Regions from separate parts of the Homo sapiens genome. Here region 2 is linked to region 1. A link is an interaction called in ENCODE POLR2A ChIA-PET data of the cell type or tissue named here. Cell type or tissue: Panc1. All regions are shown on one strand.

Region 1 (4,000 bases):
AGACATTGTTAATCAATCATTGAACTTTTTCTACCAAATTGGGAAGCTGTTTTTGAATACTTTTCAGCAAAGCACTGTAGGCAGCCACTACCAATGTATCAGAATTGGCAATCAAAGTGAAATTTGCTTCCCATCTCCGGGCCAGAAGACGTCTAAGGTTTTTTTTTAATTCTAATATTACTCAAAGGGCAAAATGAGAGTCCATGGAATAGAAAGTGTCAGGAGACAATTATGTTGGCAAATCTCATTTCCCTTTTTTATTTTCCAGCCTCCAAGAATGTTATAGATTATCTGTAAGGTCTGTTTATGAGGATGCTCTGCTCTTCCATTCGTTGTAGTCTGCTTTTTGTTTGTTCAAAGTGGAAATAGTTTAATTGTTTTTATCCCTTAATTCTAAAAATGCTTTCTGTAAGGATTTGAATAATACAGAAAAATACAAAGATGGAAATGAAAATTATCTGATATTCTACTCCCATTATTAATATTTGAGAACTGTCCTTGAAGACATAGCTCTAGGCATAATGTTTTTCTGTATTTTATTTTCCCCACAAAGCGATGTTACGTTTGGGCTACTTTGCCTGTTACTGAGAGGCTGCAGTTCTTAATCTCTATTCATAAAATTTTGTCTTTGGTAATTCCTGTTCTGCTGAGTTAAACGTTGCAAATATAGCAGTAAATTGGAAGAGAAAGGATCTTTAGAACCTTACAACAACTACACTTAAAGATGTGGTAAAATTCTCCAGGCTCCACTCAAATAAATACAAAATGGAAAGATTTACAAAGCTTGTGGTTATAATTCAATTTGAAAATAAAACAGATCCAGTGGCATGGGAGAAAAGCAACGTTCTTTCCTTACTCCCACACCCTACTCCCACCTTTTTTCTTCTTCTTATAAAAGTAATGTATGCTGGCCAGTCACAATGGCTCATGCCTGTAATCCCAGCACTTGGGGAGGCTGAGGCAGGAGGACTGCTTGAGGCCAGGAGTTTGAGACCAGCCTGGGCAACATAGTGAGACTACCCCCTCTACAAAAAATTTTAAAATTAGCAGGGCATGGTGGTGCATGCTTGTCATCCCAGCTACTCAGGAGGCTGAAGTGGGAAGATTACTTGATCCCAGGAGGTCTAGGCTGCAATAAGCCATGATAGCACCACTGCATTCCAGCCTGGGTAACAGAGCGAGACCCTGTCTCAAAAAAAAAAAAGTATGTTTATTTATTTAGAACAATGTAAACATGGAAAAATGAGAAAAAAAAGTCATCAGTCTCCATCTAGTCAAAATAATTACGGTTAACATTTTGGAGTATATGCATTCTGTCTTTTTTTTCTGTGCATATATATTTATATAGGTATCAACACATAAAATTCAAAGGACTCTTTTAAACATTTTTCTCTTTACTCACTGCATTGCTGTTGCTGCAGGATACTTTTTCTTTATGAGCAGGAAACTACACAAGTTAAAACTGGCTTTGGAGATGTACAGCTCATTGTACCAGTAGTTTGCACAGTGAGGTGTACACCCCAGGGAACCAAGGATGCGGGTGTGTTTTGAAATTAATACACCAAATATTTTGAACACTGCTTTACTGGAGTTTGTTATTTTATTTACTTATTTATTTTTCGAGATGGAGTTTCGCTCTTGTTGCCCAGGCTGGAGTACAATGGCGCGATCTCGGCTCACTGCAACCTCCGCCTCCCGGATTCAAGCAATTCTCCTGCCTCAGCCTCCTGAGTAGCTAGCATTACAGGCATGCACCACCATGCCAAGCTAATTTTGTATTTTTAGTAGAGACAGGGTTTCTCCATGTTGGTCAGGCTGATCTCAAACTCCCGACCTCAGGTGATCCGCCCACCTTGGCCTCCCTGGGATTATAGGTGTGAGCCACCGCGCCTGGCCTATACTGGAGTTTAGTTTATCCACTGGGCAGGTTGCTCAAGTTCAAACTCCCTAAGCAGATATTCAGCGAGTATCTTACATAACTGGCACAAATGAGGTCATATCACGGTCAGAACCTCTGTATGCATTTATCCCTCCATCTACTTCATTGATAAAATGTCTGTGTTCGTGAAGTGTATTTTGATAAGGAGACTATCTCTCCATCGTCTAATAAAATGAAACTTATGCATGGTGTGATGAGGTTTTTTACTTTGTATGTAGCAACAAAGATATGTTATGGGAAAGACAGCTTCCTCATTCCCAGGGAAGTCATTTTCTTCTGAGAGTCTGAGTTTTATTAAATCACCAAGTATCATCTCCCTGTTTGTGCTCCCAATGTTGGTTAACAAACAAAGAGCAGCCAGGGGAAACCCTGCCTTTGATAGTCACCATACATACAGTATGCTGTTTTGGTTATCAATTGCTATGAAACAAACCACCCCCAAATTTAATAGCTGAAAGTGATTTATTATAATTTCTCACAGTTCTTGGTGTTGACTTAGCTTAGCCAGGGAGTCTTCTGCCGGTCTTGCTTACAGTCTCTTGTATGTGACTGCAGTCATATAGCAGCTGGAGCTGGAGTTCTTTGGGGGCTTGAATAGGTGGGCTCGAAGGTCCAAGATGGTTTCTTCATTCACATGTCTGGTGTGTTGGTTCACATAGTCTCTCTCTCTCCATTTAGAGTTTCATCTTCCATGACTTTTCCCATGGCCTCTCTTTCCATCAAGGTAGTCAGACCTCTTAGGATGATGGCTGACTTCCAAGAGTATAAAATTAAAAGCTGTCAGGGCTTTTTCAAGCTTAGGTTAAAACCTGGCATAATGTCACTTCTGGCCTCTTTCCATACCTTAAAGCAAGTTGCAGGGCCAGCCATGCTTGTTTCAATATGAGGGGACTAGACAAATGCCTCAATATCAGGAGAGGTGGTTTACTGGGTGCCATCTTTGGAAGCTTTCTATACTTTACACTGGACAAAGTAGAATTTCAACTACAATTCTAAAAGATTATGAATATTTTCTGGCTCAAACATGGAGAACAATTGAGAGGAAGTGACAGAGAGAGGAAGAAGCCTCAAAGTGATGGAGGATTTTGAAACAATCGGTACTTTCTTGCACCTTGCAACTTGGCAGATTGGAGCACAAAGGAGGTGGAACTAAGGGGTCAATGCATCACCATTATCCAGACTTCTTATACCCAGAAGACTTACTTGATGATACTTTTTTTTTAGACAGAGTCTCACTCTGTCGCCAGGCTGGAGTGCAGTGGCGTGATCTCGGCTCACTGCAACCTCCGCCTCCTGGGTTCAAGCAATTCTCCTGCCTCAGCCTCCCTGAGTAGCTGGGACTACAGGCGCATGCCACCACAACCAGCTAATTTTTGTATTTTTTAGTAGAGACAGGGTTTCACCACGTTGGCCAGGATGGTTTTGATCTCTTGACCTCGTGATCCGCCAGCCTCGGCCTCCCAAAGTGCTGGGATTATAGGCGTTAGCCAGAGCACCTGGCCAATGATGCTTATTTTTTATGAGCAATCTGGAGCAAGGTATCACAATTGACACATCTCAAGCATGTAGGGAAGGCCGTCTTCCCAAAGACAGCAAATGATTCAGGAATCAATGAAAAGGTACAAGAGTCAATAGAACATAAAACCAATTGGAGGGTATTTTTCCCAAATAGTAGCGAGGAGAGCCTGGCAGCAAAAAAGGATCCCATGGCAGCAAGACAGGAGAGAAAAACCAGCACCTCCTCTTTCTTGTTCTTTCTTGCTCCTCCAGAGCTTCTCAACATGCATTATCTGTGCCCTCCTAACACAATAGGCAGGTTTGGAGGGCAAAGCAAGGGCTCAGGCTCTCATATGAAGACAATCACATTCCAGAGTCTGCCAAGATTGGGCACCTCCTTGACGTGGGTGGTCTTGAGAATGGGGTTCCCTTTATTTGGCTAAACCAAATGCCAAACAGCTTTTCCTTAGTGTTTGTTTTTCTTAAACAAGTTCAAACTCTTATCATATTGCTCCCCTCCCTTTGAAAATATGTACTCTGCAGATGCCTGAAATAACACACTCT
Region 2 (4,000 bases), 660 kb after region 1:
CAGTCCATTGACCATGCATTTGAACGTTAAGGCAATGTCAAATTCCTATAAAAATTTGTGCCCAATTACTCTCAATTTCTGTACATCTCATTTCAGACTAGTAATAGTTGATGGGCCACACTTTGAGTTATGTAGATAAAGGATTCCTTTAGTTCAGCAAAGCAATTGAGGTCATCTGTTGTGGTGAACTCAAGCAAGAGATTGGTGGTTGGACTCAAAGCAGATTTTATGAGATCCTGTAGATTGAGAATAACCCAAAGGAAAGGCTCAGAAAAATTGCCATTAGGTTCTTCATTTGAACCTTTCCTGTTCAATCCTTTTACCAATGACTTAGATGGGGTTATAAACTTATCAGATTTAAAAATATAGTTTATATTTATTAAGCATTTATTTTACATAATCCATATACTCAGCTAATTGTTCAAGGATTATTTCATTTAATCTTTAGAACAAAAATTTTATTATGTACATACTGTAATGCACAGTTCACAATAGGGTTATAAATCCCCAATTTATAAGTGAGAGAAGTTAAGTAACTTCCCTGAAGTCGCACTGCTAGTTGATGGAACTGGGATTTGAGTCCAAGCCAGCAGACTCCACATCCAAAGGCAAACCACCTAGTGGACAGGCAAAACTGGCCAAGATTGGCACAACTGTAAGTGAAGGAAACAGAATATTTGAAATATTCTCTAGGCTAAATTGCTAGGCAAAAATCAATAAGGTGAAAATAAGAGGAATAACTCTCAATTTCTCTATTAGATTAACATAAGTCAATTGCACAAAAGCAGGCTGAGGAAGATCTCACGCATCAGAGTCTCTTGGGCATCACCTTGTATCTTGCCAGCCTTTCTCTTCCCCCCCCCTTGAGACAGGGCCTTGTCCTGTTGCTCAGGCTGGAGTGCAGTGGCGCCATCTCAGCTCACTGCAACCTCCACCTCCCGGGCTCAAGTGATTCTCCTGCTTCAGCCTCCCAAGTAGTTGGGATTACAGGCATTCAACACCAAGCCCAGCTAATTTTTGTATTTCTTTGTAGAGACAGGGTTTCACCATGTTGGCCAGTCTGGTCTCGAACTCCTGGCCTCAAGTGACCCACCAGCCTCAATCTCCCAGAGTGCTGGGATTATAGGCATGAGCCACCGTGCCTGGCCTAGCCTCACTTCTAATTCTAGCTGCTGCTGTGGCACATATCCTCTAAAACAGGGGTCCCAACACCTGAGCCATGGACAGGTACTGGTCCATGGCCTGTTAGGACCCGGGCCACACAGCAGGAGGTGAGCCACAGGTTAGCGAGCATTACCAGCTGAGTTCCACCTCCTGTGAGATCAGTGGCAGCATTCAATTCTCATAGGAGCTCAAACCCTACTATGAACTGTGCATGTGAGGGATGGAGGTTGCACACTCCTTATGAAAATCTAATGCCTGATGAAATGACCACCACCCTATCTGTGGAAAAATTGTCTTCCACAAAAAAGGTTTTAGTGCCAAAAAGGTTGGGAACCACTGTGCTAGAAGCTCTGCAGGACACTTCTGCTAACAGAACCTCATTTAAAGAGCTCACATTTCTGCCCTGAGATTATTATTATTCTCCTCCTCCTTCTTCTCCTTCTCCTCCTTCTCCTTCTGTTTCTCCTTCTCCTTCTCTTTCTCTTCCTCCCACCTCCTCTTCCTTCTCCTTCTTCCAGCTTTATTAAGTATAACTGATGTGCAAAAATCTGCACATATTTAATGTCTATAATTTGATGAGTTTGGATATATGTGTACACACATGGAACCATCACCATAAGCTAGGTAATAAACATATCCATCATATTTATCCATCATTAACCTCTCCGAAAGTTTCCTTGTGACTCTGTATTTTTTTGTTTGGTTTTTGTTTGTATGTTTGTTTGTTTTTGTGGTAAGCACACCTAATATGAGATCTACTCCCCTAAAATTTTTAAGGGCCCAGTACGGTATTGTTAACTATAGGTACTGTGATGTATAGCAGTTCTCCAGAACTTATTCATGTTGCATAACTGAAACTTTATACCCATTGAACAGCTCTCCATTTCTTTCTCCCCCAGTCCCGGGTGACCACACTTCTACTCTCCACTTTTATGAGCTTGTGTAGTAATAAACACCTACATTAAAAAGGAAGAAAGATCACAAATAAACAACCCAACTTTATACGTAAAGGACCTAGAAAAGGACAAACTAAGCCAAATTAGCAGAAGAAAGGAAATAGTAAATATTAGAGCAGAAATAAATGAAATAGAAAATTTTAGAAAATCACAAAACAGTTGTTTTCTTGAAAAGAACCCTATTGTGAACTGTGCATGCAAAAGATCTATGCTGCGCACTCCTTAGAAGAACCTAATGCCTGATGAAACCATCCCCCGACCACCACCCCATCCACGGAAAAATTGTCTTTTTCCCCTGAGAAGGATGGTTAAAACTGACAAAATTCAGCTCAACTAAGAAAATAAGATTCAAATAAATAGAATCAGAAATGAAAGAGGAGACATTATAACTGATGCCACAGAATATAAAAGACCATAAGAGGCTACTGTGAACAATTATATGCCAACAAATTGGATAACCTTGAAGAAACGGATAAAGCCCTGCGATTCTTAGGAACTGCACCTAGAGAAGCCTGCTCAGGTCACATGCAACAGTAGCTGGGGCAACTCCTAGACAACAGGTATGAGAGTTGATGGATAAATGTGTTTTGTTTCAGTGGTTTTCATTATGAGCAATTCTGAGTAGCATTCTATATCCTCAGATGGTCCTAACAAGATAGTCCAGTTGAGTACAAGAGGAACCAACTCTATAAGGAACTGATGGGCTTCTCCTCTGTCCCTGGTTGTCACTCCTGATCCCTAGGATCATCTTCAAAGACACCTGCTGCACACAGGTCCTGGTCATCAGACTCTACTTACTCTACTTTGGTGGGAACCCAGGTGAAGACACTGACCTAGCAGCAAATCATGTAATAAATAGATCTTATTAGATGACAAGTTCAGCCCAAGACAGGAGTGTGATATGACGGGGGGTGGGGGGGAGGGTGGGCGGGGAAGGTGGGAGAGACAGAGAGAGATAAAGGAAGAAAGGAATGAGGTAGGGAAGGGAACATAATAATACCTTGAGTGCTATCACCTAGAAGTTTGTGCATAAATTATATGTCACCTGTAATCATAACCTCCAAGAGAATAGAAGGAGACAAAGAGAGGGAAATATGTTTTTGCTAGTTGGAGAATTCAAGGTACAAGGTGAGAAAAAAAACTGAAAGGTAGCTTCTAGCAGAGACAGACTCCTTAGCCTGGCTGTAGTGACATAGGTTTCAAGAAAATTTATAACTCTTAACATTTGGGTGTGAGTGTGAGTGAAATTTTCTGAGAAGGGCTCATACCTTTCAACATATTGTCAAAAGGCCCCTCATACAATAAAACTAAAAGAGAATCAAGTCCTACACTAGGTTGTATAGTAATGTGTACAAAGAACTTTTGAACTTCACAGAAGAAACGCTCCCAAAATTACTGCAATACTTCTCCTCTAACTAGCTATCATTCTCTGCTTATTTATCTGGTATCTACACCCAAGTACAGCCCCTCTGAGATAAGAGATGTAGGCTAGGAGGAAGAAGACCTCTGTCCTGGTCTGCCCTCTGTAACCACGAGACCCTGTCCAACTCATCTAAGCCTTGGTTTTCTCACTGGTAAAATGGGCCAAGGGAGTAGGTTGGCAGAATATAAAGTAAGGATTAGGAAAATCAGATGAGAAGACATATGAAAGTGCTTTGTGAACTCTACGGCCCGTACCAGATGTAAAAGGTATTGTGTGGTTGAATGGACTCATTTTCCAGGTAGGGAGCTAGGGTAGAGCTCCCTAGCTAGTCTATGGACCCATCATCTGGGAGCTGGTTAGAAATTCAGAAACTCAGCAACCCACCACCTCACCTTCTGAATCAGAATCTGCTTTTTTATTTTTATTTTTTTATTTTTTGTTTTTTCAAGACAGAGTC

Evidence for each region. Peaks named below come from ENCODE experiments on the same cell type or tissue, not always from the same donor. Only the 100,000 strongest peaks of a DNase experiment are listed, where the experiment ranks them.
Region 2: POLR2A ChIA-PET joins it to region 1 with 5 read pairs; 2 of 35 experiments call an interaction of 5 or more read pairs at or near these places.

The regions. Positions count from the first base shown.
Region 1 is chr2:177,266,585-177,270,584 of GRCh38, reverse strand. No RefSeq gene overlaps it. Among named protein-coding and RNA genes, the nearest start is that of NFE2L2, 3.9 kb to the right of the region's middle. In Panc1, no CTCF peak of the experiment used is centred here; no DNase peak of the experiment used is centred here; H3K4me3 peaks cover 1,358 bases; H3K27ac peaks cover 4,000 bases.
Region 2 is chr2:176,604,769-176,608,768 of GRCh38, reverse strand. No RefSeq gene overlaps it. Among named protein-coding and RNA genes, the nearest start is that of MIR1246, 5.7 kb to the right of the region's middle. In Panc1, no CTCF peak of the experiment used is centred here; no DNase peak of the experiment used is centred here.